Linked DNA regions of Homo sapiens: all the other regions are linked to region 3. Evidence: chromatin loops called from intact Hi-C (ENCODE). Cell type or tissue: PC-3. All regions are shown on one strand.

Region 1 (5,000 bases), 86 kb before region 3:
TGAATACTGAAGATAACCTAGAAAATTAATTGTATATGGAGATAATTTAAAGCATGAATAGTCCTAGGAAATCACAGGTTAAAGGAACCATAGAAATATTCAGTTGGCATTTTTTTTCAAATGAAAAATTATCTCTGTTAACTGAAAAACAGAAAGGAACAAATCAGATACCCAGAGGACCCACAAAGGCAAAAGTCGCGAGTTAAATTTAGAGCAATAAATCATCATCTGTAATCCTCACAGCACTTAGAGATTTGCAAGTAATAATTAAAGCATAATAAAATGTAAACTATTAGTGTAATTATTAACAATATTGATTAATAACTTTTACCCTAAATATATTTGTGGGAAAATATTTTCCTGATTTTATATCTCTAAGATTTGCTGGCGGCATTGTTTAGTTACTGCATGCCATTAAAATGTATCTTTGTTATTTCATTCTACTTGCTAAATAATAAGAGACTATCCATCTATTTTTGCACCTTTTAATCTTGGTATTTAAATATATAAGAATGCTATTAAAATGGTTTGATCTCAGTTTTAGTGTGTTCTTTGAAATTTATTTCTAATAACCAAGACTTTTAAGGAGCTCAAAATGCTCTTTCTGGGATAGGGAATGAAAGAAGTTAATATGATTCTGGGAGAATGGGTACCAGACACACGTAACAGTATTAACAGCAACAAAAATTAAATTACAGTTATCTTGAAATTTGCATAGCCCGAAGAATACATATTTACTATTTTTGAGGAGGGTAGAGAAAATTCTGACTGAGGAGATAGCTAATCACATGACCATATTATAAATTTGTCACCATATTTTAAAATATTTTAGAAAAAAACTCACAAAAGAATTAAAAACTGTGATTTAAATGTGATCTAACTATTTAAATATAATGTGATACTATTTGGAAAGGCTTTGTAATTTTGAAATTTAATTATCTTCTGAGAAACCCATGAAAAAAATACATGAAGCAGACATTTTTTAGGATAGTTATAACCACAAAATAAAAAGTCTCCTAGAATTTACTTAGAGTCGACCAGCATAATGAAAAGTCTTGGAAATCACAATTATAGACATGCTGGTGAATTGGTGAATTATATGAGTTGGTTACATGATTAAATTAAATCATTATATTTAAATTTACTGATATGATCACGATATTAAATATTTACACTTAGATAATCAAACTAATTTTACAACACTTTATGTTTTAAAGGATATAGTTACTATTTTTCCTTATTTTATTTATTTATTGAGACTCGCTCTGTAGCCCAGGCTGGAGTGCAGTGGCAGGATCTCTGCTCAGTGCAACCTCCACCTTGCACATTCAGGGATTCTCGTGCCTCAGCCTCCCAGGTAGATAGGATTACAGTTGTGCACCACTACGCCCAGCTAATTTTTTTGTATATTTAGTAGGGGTAGGTTCCCGCCATGTTGGCCAGGCTAGTCTCGAACTACTGACCTCAGGTGATCTGTCTGCTTCGGCCTCCCTCATGCCTGTAATCCCAGCACTTTGGGAGGCCCAGGCAGGGGGATCACCTGAGGTCAGGAGTTCAAGACCAGCCTGGCCAACACAGCGAAACCCCATCTCTACTAAAAACACACAAAAAATTAGCTGGGCATGGTGGCGCGCACCTGTAATCTCAGCTACCCTGGAGGCTGAGGCACAAGAATTGCTGAATGCCTGCGATGGAGGTTGCAGTGAGCCGAGATGCTGCCACTGCACATCCAGCCTGGGCAACAGAGCGAGACTCCATCTCAAACATAACTTGTTATCTTCAAAAGTCTACCAGTGCAATTGAAAATGTGCGTATCATGTAGGATGTCACTATACTTGAAAAGTTCTGTGCCAGTTAGATGTTGACAGCAGTGAGGATGGAAGGAAACTTGCAGTGAGGAAAGTATTGTGTGCAGGAAGCTGGTGCAGGGACAGGAGAGACTGGTCAGCTCTCAGCCTTCCCCAACTGGCTCATGGGCAGTGTCTGTTTTGTCTTTGGATTGTTTCGTGATCAGCCTTGGTCTAAACTTTTATTAATCAGCAACAAACGTTTCTGTCAACATTGTTAAAATGTCTTTATACATTTTATCGGCTTCTGCCTTCATTTGCTCTAGTACAAAATACAAATCTACCTTCCTTAATTCTTCTTTTCTCAGTTGTAAGCAAACCTCTAACTCATACGTTCAATAGGAACTTGTAATTTTTTCTTTGATTTTATAGTCATATTCATCAGAGGCCAATTGAGTTATTCTAAGAGAATGTCCTTTTAAAACACCTGTGTCTTTCATAATTTATGGAGGTCAAAGTTAAGTTTTATAGTGTCTCTAGATGAAATGAGTCATTTAGTTAATATGCTCATGATGGCTCAACCTTTTCTTTAATGCCGGCTGCATTTTACTACTTTACATGAAGATACAAATGAACTTCATCTATTAAGGTCCCCACTGCTCCCTCCGAGAATATATTGTTATGCTTAGTGATTTGTTTCTAATAGGCCACTGGGGGAAGTGATGGGACCCAGGAATGAGTTATTCAATCCTAGAGTCAGTAAGCAAGAAACTTTGGTGAAGACGTAGAAAACGCACTCAGGTGTCTAGTGGGGAAACGAAGAATGGGCTTCAATATTGTGATTTTGCATCTGCCAAACTTAATAGCTTTGTGATTTGAATTATTCAGCCCATTGGATCTGTGTACTCCTCATATGTTATTACTCCTAAAAGGAATCTGGTTTATTGCACGTGAATGTGCAATGTCAAATTTTATTCCATGGCATTTGAGAAAAAAAAAAAAAAGTAGATCCATACCACAGGCAGAAAAAACTCATGTTTTTATTTGCTATAGCCATAACACTGAACTGTTACACTTTGGCAAACTCTTGCTTTTCATTTTGGTAATGACAGGAGAAAAATAGAAGTATAGAATCATTCCTCCAAGCTATACAACTAATGCATTCAAAGAATCTAATCTCTTAACCTCTTGCACCACTGCCTTTTTCCCTGAAGAATGGCAATATTCCTTATTACTACCTATTTACATCTAGGGGTGTTATGAAGATTAATGAGATCACTTAAATGCTTTGGGTTGCTCAAAGCATTGCCCTGTTAGGGAGACTGACCCTACTTGCAACATTTGGTTAGCATTTCCAGTTGGCCAGGGGCCAGAAGCATTATTCCTTCATGTTGGAAAGGCTGGTGGCCTTTCTCATGAACCTCACGCATATTGTTTTCCCTCCTCTGTGCTCACACAATTGCAAGATAAAGTGGTTGCCTCTTCTGTAATACCTTGGAGGACAGCCACTTGCAGGGTTCTGTAGATCTTACTTTAGTTTGTGAGTGGCCCAACACCTGGGAATATCAATTTTTTATCCCCTTTAGAAGGTTTTCTCTCTTTTTGTAACCTTTAACTTTGTAGGTCATTGACCTAAACTGTGATGGATCAAGCTGTCTTGAGAGATTTCAAGTCCCTCATGTTGCCAGCTGGCTTGGAATTTTTCCTACAGCAAAAATGCATTTGGAGTTGTATGTGGGGCCAAATAGTTCAAGGAAAGAGATTTGAGAATAGCAGAATCCACACTGTGTTTTATCAGATTCTTAGGTTCTTGGGATGTGATTAGGGAATTCCACAAATGTTTTACTTATGGTTCACCTTTTAAAATATTGTTTAGGCCAGGCACGGTGGCTCACGCCTGTAATCCCAGCACTTTGGGAGGCTGATGTGGGTGGATCATGAGGTCAGGAGATAGAGACCATCCTGGCTAACACGGTGAAACCCCGTCTCTACTAAAAATACAAAAAATTAGCCAGGTGTGGTGGCGGGCGCCTGTAGTCCCAGCTACTCGGGAGGCTGAGGCAGGAGAATGGCGTGAACCCAGGAGGCAGAGCTTGCAGTGAGCCAAGATAGCACCACTGCGCTCTGGCCTGGGCGGAAGAGCGAGACTCCATCTCAAAAAAAAAAAATAAAATAAAATATTGTTTAAAATAGCTGAAAATTGTAATAAGGTGAATACTAAACTGTTTGTGTAGTGAGGTATTTGACTACTTGGGTTTTCCATGGACCATAGTCATTTATTAAACTAATATTTAGGCCAGGCGTGGTGGCTCACACCTGTAATCCCAGCACTTTGGGAGGATCACTTGAGGTCAGGAGTTCAAGACCAGCCTGGCTAACATGGTGAAACCCTGTCTCTACCAGAAATATAAAAATTAGTCAGGCGTGGTGGCATGTCAGTGTAATCCTGGCTACTGGGGAGGCTGAGGCAGGAGAATTGCATGAACCCAGGAAGTGGAGGTTGCAGTGAGTCGAGATCATGCCATTGCACTCCAGCCTGGGCGAAGAAGCAAGACTCCATCTCAGAAAAAAAAAAAAAAAAAAAAGGAAAAAAAGAAACATTTAAAAGCACCTACCAACTCTGTGCCTTAAAAATCAAACAAATAAAAAATCAACAAAAATATAACCAATCAACTGGCATGAATATACACATTAAATAGATGTTGATCTGTGTAAGATGATAAATAGTTCTGATAAGTGGAGTTTTAATTTTTTTAAGAAAGCTTCATCAACTGATTTTATTAACAAATACATAAGTACTTATTACATCAATTTATACTATTAAAGAATTATTGTATCTATTTTATATGTTGAGATTTCTTTTAAGATTATTTTGAAATAAGTTACTCAGTTGTGAAAAATAACACATGAAAAACACTTCTCAGGAAATGATTTAAATTTGCCATAATAAAAATACTTTTGTTGAATGGCCATTTATTCGTAGAACTTAGTTAGGCAATGTGTATATCTAAACATGGTCACAGTCTTTTGGGAATTTGTATTATTTAAATACATTGAGATAATTGTATAGTTTATCTCTTTCATTTTATAAGTTAAGAAATAGGGATATTCTTAGAATTAGGTATGGGCAGGGAGTTGTTCAGGCAAAATAAAAAGAGAGAAAAGAGGTGCCATTTAAACAGCCAGACCCGTAGGCTCAAACTGTTCTCCTCA
Region 2 (5,000 bases), 110 kb before region 3:
TGAGTGGCATTTGTCTAGTTTCTAGCCACATGCCTATTATAACTCATGTAAAGAAGTTTCAAGCTTGATCCTAGGAAGGAATTTACCCTTTGTAAAAGCTAAAGATTGCTGCCTAAGAGATTCTGATGCTATTGGAGGGAACTGGATCTCTTCCTAGATAAGCAGGTACCATAATGCCCTGATAAAGTGAGACAGTGATTTCTATATATTTCTGACTCTTCCAAACTAACACATCTGTGTCCAGGGATATTTATACAGGTTTTATTATTGTGTTTACTGTGCTTATCATCACAAGAGGGAGAAGCTTTGAGTTGGTGGTCTCCAGTACCACTGTCAGGTTCAATGATTTTCTAGAAGGACTCACAGAACTCAGAAAAGCATTTATACTTGCAGTTAGGGTTGATTACAGTGATGGGGTAGATGTAGATTAAAGTTAGCACCCATAAAAGGCATGTGGGGCAAAGCTTAGGAAAGACTGTGTATAAATCCTGAGCTCAGAAAAGCTTGGGAAAGATTGTTCTCTCCCGGTGCAGTCATAAGGACAGCACTGTATTCTCCCAGAAATGACATTTGGCAAAATGAATGGAATATTGCCAACCAAAGAAATGCAATGTAGCCTTGGTGTCCAGGGATTTATTGAGGGTTGATCACAAAAGCATGGAATGCTTGCATGGCTGACCTTAGTTACTCAGACTCCAGCCCTTCCTGAAGTCAACCAGATGCAGCCTGGCCACAGGTCCCCACTGTAAACTGCATTGTTAGTGTAGACTATCTGGCATGGATCAAAGATCTCAGGTCAAGAGAGAGAGACACTCCTATCAGGCAGAATATTGTAAGGGCTTAGATATTATTTCCCAGCAGCCAGTCAAAGACCAGACACTCTCTTGGAACATGCTTGGCTTGAATACCGCAGACCTGCTGAGTCAACCCATTATTAAACTACTCACTTATGAATACGGTTCCCGAGAAAAAAGTTCTGCCTGTGAGATTCCAACCTAAATCAACCAAATTCCAAGGACTGTGTTACTTTCATCAGTATATTTGGTAAATGCAGGGTAGTTTTGTTGGAATCAGTGCCTGATTAGGTTGCGCTGACCTCTATGGCAGCTGGTTCTAAGAAGACAAGTTAATTTGTTTTTCCATCCAACAAAGGCTCCATGTTACCAAGGAAGCCTGTTCTTAATATCTTGGGTATGTGCTGTCCAATCGTGTAGCCACTCTCCAGGTATGGCTTCAAAGTACTTGAAAGGTGTCCAGTGCAGTAAGTGTAAGGATTTCGAAGACTTAGAATACACATACACAAAGATACCTCAATGAATTTTATTTTGATAGCATGTTTTTTTTTTGTTTGTTTGTTTGTTTTGTTTTTTTGAGATGGAATCTTGCTCAGTTGCCCGGGCTGGAGTGCAGTGGCGCAATCTCGGCACACTGCAACCTCTGCCTCCTGGGTTCAAGCAATTCTCCTGCCTCAGCTTCCCGAGTAGCTGGGATTACAGGTGCATGCCACCATGCCTGACTAATTTTTTTGTATTTTTAGTGGGGACAGGGATTCACTGTGTTAGCCAGGATGGTCTTGATCTCCTGACCTCAAGTGAACCACCCTCCTCAGCCTCCCAAAATGCTGGGATTACAGACGTGAGCCACCGTGCCCAACCCTCTTTAACAGCATTTTAACATGGCTACTGGGACATACAAAATTACATGTGCAGCTTACATTACATTTTCATTGGATGGTGCTGCTTTAGAGCATTTATCATCTTTATGCTTTTCCCTGGGATCAGATAGTATTTATCTTCTTCAGTTTAACTCTCTTTTGTGTGTATCTCATCTTCTTAGCTAAATTATAAATGTCTTGAAGGCAGAGGTCTGTCTTATATAACTTTGTATTCCAGGCAGTACCTACAGTTGGTTCTTCTATGTAGCAGGTACTCAATAAATAAATATTACTTGACTACGTACATGAATTATTGTGCTGCCCCAGTATTTTTGGTGCACATCCACCTAATGCTTAACCCTAAAGTTCCTGGAAAAACCTTGGTCTGACTTGGCAAATATGTTCTAGTTCCGATGTGTAGATAGAATCTGTACTTCGGCAAAGAGGCCACCTTGGGACTTATTAGACCTCTCTTCAAGCAAGAAGCCTTCCTTGCATGACCCTGTCTTGTCTCCTGAGTTCCACAGCTTTCTTCTTCCCTTGAATCCTAAGGTCTGAAGAAGTAGTGGCTTAGATTAGAAGCTAAAGATTTTCCTATAGTGAGGAGGCAGACAGGAAACTTACGTGTGAATTGTGAGAATGTGACAGAAAGAGATTTTCCTTAAGCAAATGATTTATTGTCTTAAAGCTGAGGTCTGGCAAATTCTGAATATGTAGCAGAACTATTCTGGATATTTTAAAACCACACACCCTAAGGCTCTAAGAAATCTCTGGCACGTTCCTCTGCAATCTCTGTCGTTATCTGGTGGCGAATGGCTTTCTTTGCTGTCAGTCTTCTGGCTATCACTGTTTACACAGCCAGCACTTTGGCCACTTCTGGAATAATCTAAGTGCCTATTGAATAGAAATTGTTCATTTTTGTAATTTTAGTCATATTAACATCATTTGTAATTCTAAAGTTATAAATCTAAGGGAAATTACTTTTTGTTGTTCTTTGTCACAACATGGAGATTTTGCAATTAGATTTTATAGCCTAAAATCATATGCTGCAGGTCAGGAGTCAAAATGAAAACCCTTCTGCACTGGGCAAAGTTTCCTATGGGTGACTCAAAGTACTTTGAAGCCACGTAAAGTTGAAGGGAGGGGCAGGCTGGGCACCAACTTCATAGCCTGAAGGACAAAGTTAATCACAGTCCAGGAATTTGAGGGTCATGCTTAGTTTGTGTTATAATATATGAATTTGCATAATCTTATAAATTTAAAAAAAATCTGTCTTTCCTGATGGATGAGTAGAAATTGCTTCTTCTAGGAGTTATCTAGCAATAAAACCCAGGCACTTATCAGCTTGTTTCTTATCCTAATTAATTGCTTCAGATGGTTTAATGAAATAGGAATTTACCAAGATCTTGAAAGTTATAAACAAAAGGGAAGGCAACTCTAGCCTGTGAGGCAGATTTTGAACTCAGATTACAGACAACTTTTCACTAGTGTCTCTTTGCACTTGCCAGGTGGGTCTGAGGCAACCCTTGAATGACTCGGAACTCCTTGGGCTGGAGTAGCCAGACCCTCACCTAACACTGGCATTTAGATCCTGAGATTTGACAAGTTATTTGTGGTATGGCCTGAAAATCATGCAAAGAATTGAAAACGTGGGGTAACAGTGGAATTTATTAATCCCACCCCTGTTTCAGAAAGGTAGTGCATTTCAATTGGTTACAAGATGGTAATTGGTTCCAGTGAAATTTTGCTTCCTAAGATTTCTCTCAAAATACCAAGGAAAAATATGTTTAGTTGTTCAGTATTATCTTGTGACGACGATCTAGCTTAGAGAAACGGTAGGTCTGGAAAGTCACACAGGAGTCCCTTCTGGACATGAAGCCTGTCTGCCGCCTGCCCCAGCAGCCTTGATCACCAGCTGCCTCTCCATGCAGGTCCCTGCTCCTGCCCTCACTGAAACAGTGCACGCATTTTTTCCTACAATCACAGGTTGGTGGTTAGTATTTAATGCTGATTTACATTATGGATACATTTTATGCCATAGATTCCAGGATGTAAAAAAAAAAGAAAAGAAAAAAATGTGTGACACAAGCTTGTAGTTTTCAAATGGTGTTTGAAGGAAGACCCAATCAGGAACTCATCGAGTAAAAAGGAGCTATCACAGCTTTTTGGTTTCTGAGACATCCACCAGGAAGCCTGCCCAAGATGAAACAGTGAACTTCACAAGAATCCAAATCCAGAGTGTAGACCTTTTGCAAAAGTTGTAGTTTGTGAATATTTTTCTACAATGAACATGTGAGAAATGGGTTAGGTATACTATGTGTTAATGCAACAAAATCATATGAAGACTTGATAGAACACTTGACTCACTTTCAACAGACTGCAATAGAAACCAGAAAAGATTCGAAAAAGCACTGCTTGCATTTTTAAAATGCTGTGTTTTCAGTGTCATATTTACAAAGGAAAATGCAAATGAAAGATGCTTTATGCTTCCTGCTATTTTGGGTCTTTTTTCGTGATACGAAATGTTTTAATTTCTCTAATTGGTTATTATTAAATATTTTTGTTTTTTAAAAGTTCTATAAATGGGACAGACTCATTTCCTGTAGACATTTTTTGAGATAATTTTTTTCTTTCTACTGTAGTCTATTAAGTGTCTATAATATCTATTTGAATACACTTAGGCAAATACATATATATATATATACACACACACACACACACACACATATATATATACACAATGACCACATTGATGCCTATATTTATATATCTATGTGTGTATGAAGCCAGATATTTCCCTGACCCCTTCCCAGGACTTGTGATAGGGATGCCTCATTTACTCAGCCCTCAGCTCTCAACTCCTGTGGGAGGGAGTGTGCAAACGAGGCCGGAAATGGAGTGCACACACGCTGGAACCAGCTGGCCACTTTGGCACTAGCAGGGGTGAGTTCCACTGACTCAGACCCTCCGTGTTCCACCCCATGCTGGAGGGAGCATACAGGTGAGCAGATGCAGGAGCCAGGGTGAGCAATTTTGGATGCTGGCAGGAGCCAACTCCCTGTAGGCCCCGCACCAACATCTAGTGGGGAACCTGTGACCCCTGAAACCCCAGAGGGCATATTACAGTGCTCTTTTAGCTCTGCTGCCTGCAGATAGCTTAAATGTTAACAGCTCAGCAGGCCCTTTTGTGTCTGCCCCCATGGTTTCCAAGCTCTTGTCTGGTGTCCAGGAAAAATGAGGTTACATGAGCGAACTGAAGGGTGGTAAATGTGGAGGTAAATGGTGATAAATGCCAATGAAAGTGGGTCTCAGTGGAAGGGGAGCTGGAAAGGGGATGGGGCAGGAA
Region 3 (5,000 bases):
ACACATACATAAAAAGAGCCAATCTCTTTTTCTTTTCTCTATCTGATTTACTCTTGAGATCACAGCTCCATTTATCCTAACCGTAGTATGTCTGTGTGCAACACGGTCCAATGGATGCTGTACCTTGAAACAATGGGGGCTTTGTTGCATACCCAGGATTTATGCAGATATAAAATGGGTTTTCCATAAGCCTCTTCTTTTTTTTTTTTTTTTTTGTAGCTCTCTTTGTATGTTTGTCACATCCTGAAAGCTAATGATATTATAAGTTAGAGTGTGTCACTGGACCTGAGATTAACGTGCATATGGCTACTATAACAATGAAAATGAACACTGTTGACTCCTCAGATTTAACATAATTCTGTCTAGGCTGATGGAATACACTTATGCTGTATTGTAAATTAATATCTGATGTGTATCTCTATGTCTGTTTTTCCTTCTGTCAGTCACATAGAAGAGTGTCTTCTGTTTGGTAGGTACTTAATGAATATTTGTTAAATAAAGGAGATAATTAATGTATTTGCATAAAGCAAAACTTCTGTGAGTTGTTCCTTAGTACAGGTATTATTTGTATGTATTTACAGAAAAAAACTTACTGCAAACAGGAATCGTTGTGTCTTTTAAAATGTAGGTGTTTCAAACTCACTGCCTACTGTATCTAATCTTTGAATATTCAAGTAACCACAATATTACTGCTATATGTCTGCTGCTGAAATATATAATGCAGACAAAATATTGAATAGCCTAGAGTAGAAATATTTCTTTTCTCTACTGGGCTATCCTGAAATAGAAAAAGACAAAAGATGACAAAAATTAAATATTTTTAAAAGGGAGACTCAGGAAATGAGACTATGAATGTTGGGTTGAGATCTGAAATGTAGAATGCTTTAGCACTTGTTTTGACTATTGTAAAGATAGGTTTGGGTTAGTGGAAAAACATCTTTTGAATACAAGTGGACACGTGGCTTCTCAAATCAGTAGTGAGACTTGTTCTATAATCATGATACATGAAATAATAAAAATTTTCACTGAGAAATGAAAGAGAAGGCTTGATTAAGAGGTATTTGGTTCATTAGAATGGATCTAGAAGAATAAGGAAGTTGTGACCAGGTTAAACAAACAGCCTAATTTCAAACAGAAAAATGCGTCACTGTGAGAAATAAGAACCCACAGAGAGGAGGTACATTGATACTCTTATTTGTCTCTGATGGATTTTTTTTTTTAATTTCATGTCTGTCAAGTGATGAAATAGGCAAAGTCTAGCTGACCTAGTGAATAGGAGGACACTATGGGATGAATCTGGAGCATCCCATTCTAGTATAATCTGGAAAAGCCACTTTTCTCCATTCTATTCCTTTTCAAATTCTGTGCTATCCAATAATATGTATATATTCCTGCTGTCTTCTGGAATAAGTAAAGTTCCATTCTTAATATAAAATTTCCCTTTATCCTGTTCTCTATTCAGGTAGAAAGTGAACAGAAAAGCTGTACAATCATGGTCTTTAATTAATTCTGGATTTGAATATTATAGGCAAGCTAGTGAGGCTGTAATAAAATGCCTTAGGAAATTAATTTTTTTTCTTTCTAATCACTATCTTCAGAAAATCTGTAAGATTTGTCATATTTATTATTGGTCTAATAAACTTGTAAGAGCAGTTGCTATTTTTTGGTATGCTGGATAAAAATAATGAAATATTTTTTAAAACTCTCACATTCTTTCTTCTCTTATTTTCCCTTTCAATCTTTGGCCAATATTTATCTTGAAAATGCAAAGGCTATTTGGGCATTAGGTAGACTTGTGAAGCTGTTTGTTTGCCATTTCAGCCGCAGGATCTGAACAATTTTGATGGCATTTGGTAAATATTCTTCTTCCTTAGCCCTGGGACTAATCCTTCTCTTTATAGCTTTCATGTTTATAGAAGAGAACATTATTATTTAACTTTTAACAAAATCACTAGACCAATGAAAGCCACCGTGAATGACTCTTTATCTAAAGTATTTCACTGTATAGTTTTCCTAGTAATTGTGTAACACCAGTTCCTCTTGGTGATATGTAATACTGAAACCTCTGGCAATACACAATCAAAGTTATAATGAGTTTTACTCTGCTGAAAGAATATATCATATTCTTTCAGTCCTCAATACTGTTTTAATCAATCCTCAATACTGTTTTAAGTTTAAGTAAAGGCCAAGACGTGGATATCTACTTAAATACAAAAAAACTGAGTAATATTTTGTAAAGAGATCTAAGAAAGGAATATACTAAAGGTCAAATCAGATGAACAACAACACATTTATTTTCATTTATTTTATCTGTACTTCATGGGGATATAGTTATGCAACTGTATGGGAGGCTGTTTTCTCTGGAGGTGTCATTGCTTTTCATGAAAATATTTGTCATCCTGGTATGGAATTCAAATCATGTGTTTGCATCAGATGCTGATTAGCTATGACTGTATTGTTACCATCAAACATTATGAACAGGGAAACAGCACAGAAGGAATTAACAAATTCTCTTATCAGATGTTGACACTGACAAAAATCTTCAAGTCTGCACAAGGGAAAACAGTTATAGCATTGTTTTGGTTTCAAAGACACTGAAGTGGTTCTTTCTAGAATACTTTTCTTATGGACTCATATTTGCCAAGTAACATAAATTATACAAGATGCAGTGTTGTATGATTTAATCTCTGTTATGTAACATTCTTTGGAAGGCAGAAGATATTAGAGAATGGTGTTAGCCTGACTTTGTTATTCTCCCAAGTTTGGATAATTAGAAAGAAAACATTTCTTACTAAAAAATAAGGGTGAAGCCATTATTTTCCTTCATATGATTTGACACTAGGTTGCTTTTGGTTTAGTTTATTATTTGACATTAGTCCAAATTAACAGAAAAAAGTCTCTATCTCAAAATGTCTTTCTGTTAATGATTGAATTACCGCACATCCCTGTTCCTTCAGAAATCCAATTTTAATAGTAAAATAGAAAATAATAATTCTGATAACAGGTATGGAGAATGAAAAAAATATTTTTACCCTATAAAAGTTCACACTCTATACAATGATAGAAAAGAGAAAAAAAAAAAGCCCAGGTGCCTCAATTTGCGCAAAAAACTATTCACGAGAGCTAGGCCATGGATGCCTGTAGGCATCCTTTCTGTAAAGCAAGCCCTGTCTGTTTTCTTCACTAATCACACATTTCATTTGTGAGTTAGCATCAGACGTGGAAGCACACATAGCAAATTAATCAGCATAAGTGAGATTTGGAAATTCTGAGAAAAAATATTTAAAAGCTGTGGCTCTAAACATTTAGTCAGAGCTAATAATAGTATGAAAATGACTGCTACTGGGGAAAAATCCTAGCTATGTTCTTTGCATGAGCTATCTATTGATTGATTATCATTTACAGGTATATCTTGGTAGTAAGGATATGCAAAATCATCCTTCATTATCTATGAATATTGATAAATGACATATTATTTGAATAAAATAAAAATGTTAAAATTAATATTTAAATTATCTTGTCTCAAGGCCTCTCCCTTAAGCCTCGTCTGGGTCTATTCCATAGTTTCACTGAAGTGATCATTTCTACCATCAGTGCTATAGTCACCAACTCATTGTTCCTTTCTAACAGTGACTAGATCTAAGCATCCCATCATTACTACCCAAAAGCAAATAGTAAGGGGGAAGGTCCTTATGCTTCAATATTAGAGCTAAATCTAAGCCCATGACTAAATTTCATGTATTTGGTGTAAATTCTATGAGTATGAAAATGTTGGTGCCAGGATGCAGCCATATTTCCTAATCTGGTTACCAGTGCCTTGTTACCTTGTTTATATTTTCCCTTTTATTTAGTCAAAACCATGACTGCTATTGTTTTGGTGTTTTCTACAGGCTGTGGAATGGGAGTGTGATGAAGCTACCAAAAAGGCCTGTTACAGCAAAGGCAAATCAAAGGTAAGAAGAATGCAATTATGAGCAGCCATCACCCTGTCTTGAAGGACTCTACACTATATAAAGCATGTTGATATGAAGAGTATTCCTGATTACGGTGCCATGTAAAGTGAAAAAAGCAAGATTCAAAATATGTATACGGTATATTCTCAAGTTTTTAATACTAAATTAAAATTAACCCCAGCAATCAATCATTTCCAAAAAGGATTCAGAACATAAGAAGATCAGAGCTAATTTGCCCTTTCTGTCATTAGACTAAGATAAGAAATTAATTGATTGATAGCGCTGGAAAAAATATGGGCCTGAATTTTTAAGATATTTTAAATTCCTCCTTTCTTACTTTACAGCTAAATCTAGAAAGTAATGATATGACAAATAAATTTATTACATAAAATATTATTTGTGATAGATTCTTTATCTTAACATATTCTTTATAATAAACTCTCTTTTCATACGAAAATCTACATCCCATGTTCCTATAGAATGTGCAGTTTATAGCTAAGGTTGGAAATGTGTTTCTTGAGCAATTGTACATGTTGCAGGCTTCTTTCAAATGTTTCTCTGGCTCAAAAAGATGCGTGATTCTTTGCCTTTCCAGGAAGACTATGTGTCTTTGAGAAAATTATTCATGATCAACTTGAGGAAATTCTTCTGCAGCTTGTGAACAGGCTCACTGTGTATTATTCTGTTAGTGATCTTCTTACTTTATATTGGAGCACAGACTTCCAATGGTGAATTATGCTTTGGGTTACAGAAGACAGCAGTTATACACAGAGTAGAAAAGAGGGCTTGCTATGCAAAGTTGGTCCTAGGACCAATAGTTTGGGGAAAAAAATATAGCAAATGCAGAGAGCACTGGCAAAAGATCCTCCCCCTTCTGTATTTATAAAAGAGTGTTATGTACCTTTTTTTTACCCAATTTCATTGTCTGCTTCCCTGCCCTTTAACTGAATCGCTGTGGGAGTCAGACACTGAGGCAAGTGTCAGCCAGCTTAGTTATGGGGTTTCCCAACCCTGAATAAAGGAGTAGGAAGAAGAGAAGGAGGAAAA

What was found. A loop is a pair of places that touch in the nucleus more often than their neighbours do. Peaks named below come from ENCODE experiments on the same cell type or tissue, not always from the same donor. Only the 100,000 strongest peaks of a DNase experiment are listed, where the experiment ranks them.
Region 1: it touches region 3 in a loop (4-fold over the local background); 3 of 110 quality-filtered maps call a loop at or near these places.
Region 2: it touches region 3 in a loop (4-fold over the local background); 3 of 110 quality-filtered maps call a loop at or near these places.

What each region holds. Positions count from the first base shown.
Region 1 is chr5:9,323,030-9,328,029 of GRCh38, reverse strand. All of the region lies in intron 4 of SEMA5A (semaphorin 5A), which reads left to right. Among named protein-coding and RNA genes, the nearest start is that of SEMA5A-AS1, 190 kb to the left of the region's middle. In PC-3, no CTCF peak of the experiment used is centred here; a DNase peak (open chromatin) is centred at 2,299; H3K27ac peaks cover 560 bases.
Region 2 is chr5:9,346,273-9,351,272 of GRCh38, reverse strand. The region is part of intron 3 of SEMA5A (semaphorin 5A); the gene reads left to right. Among named protein-coding and RNA genes, the nearest start is that of SEMA5A-AS1, 160 kb to the left of the region's middle. In PC-3, no CTCF peak of the experiment used is centred here; DNase peaks (open chromatin) are centred at 802, 2,322, 2,742 and 3,112; H3K4me3 peaks cover 787 bases; H3K27ac peaks cover 1,452 bases.
Region 3 is chr5:9,236,781-9,241,780 of GRCh38, reverse strand. SEMA5A (semaphorin 5A) reads left to right here. Exons shown (of 23, transcript NM_003966.3): 6 at 3,891-3,953. Among named protein-coding and RNA genes, the nearest start is that of MIR4636, 190 kb to the right of the region's middle. In PC-3, no CTCF peak of the experiment used is centred here; DNase peaks (open chromatin) are centred at 1,910 and 2,460; H3K4me3 peaks cover 1,308 bases; H3K27ac peaks cover 2,172 bases.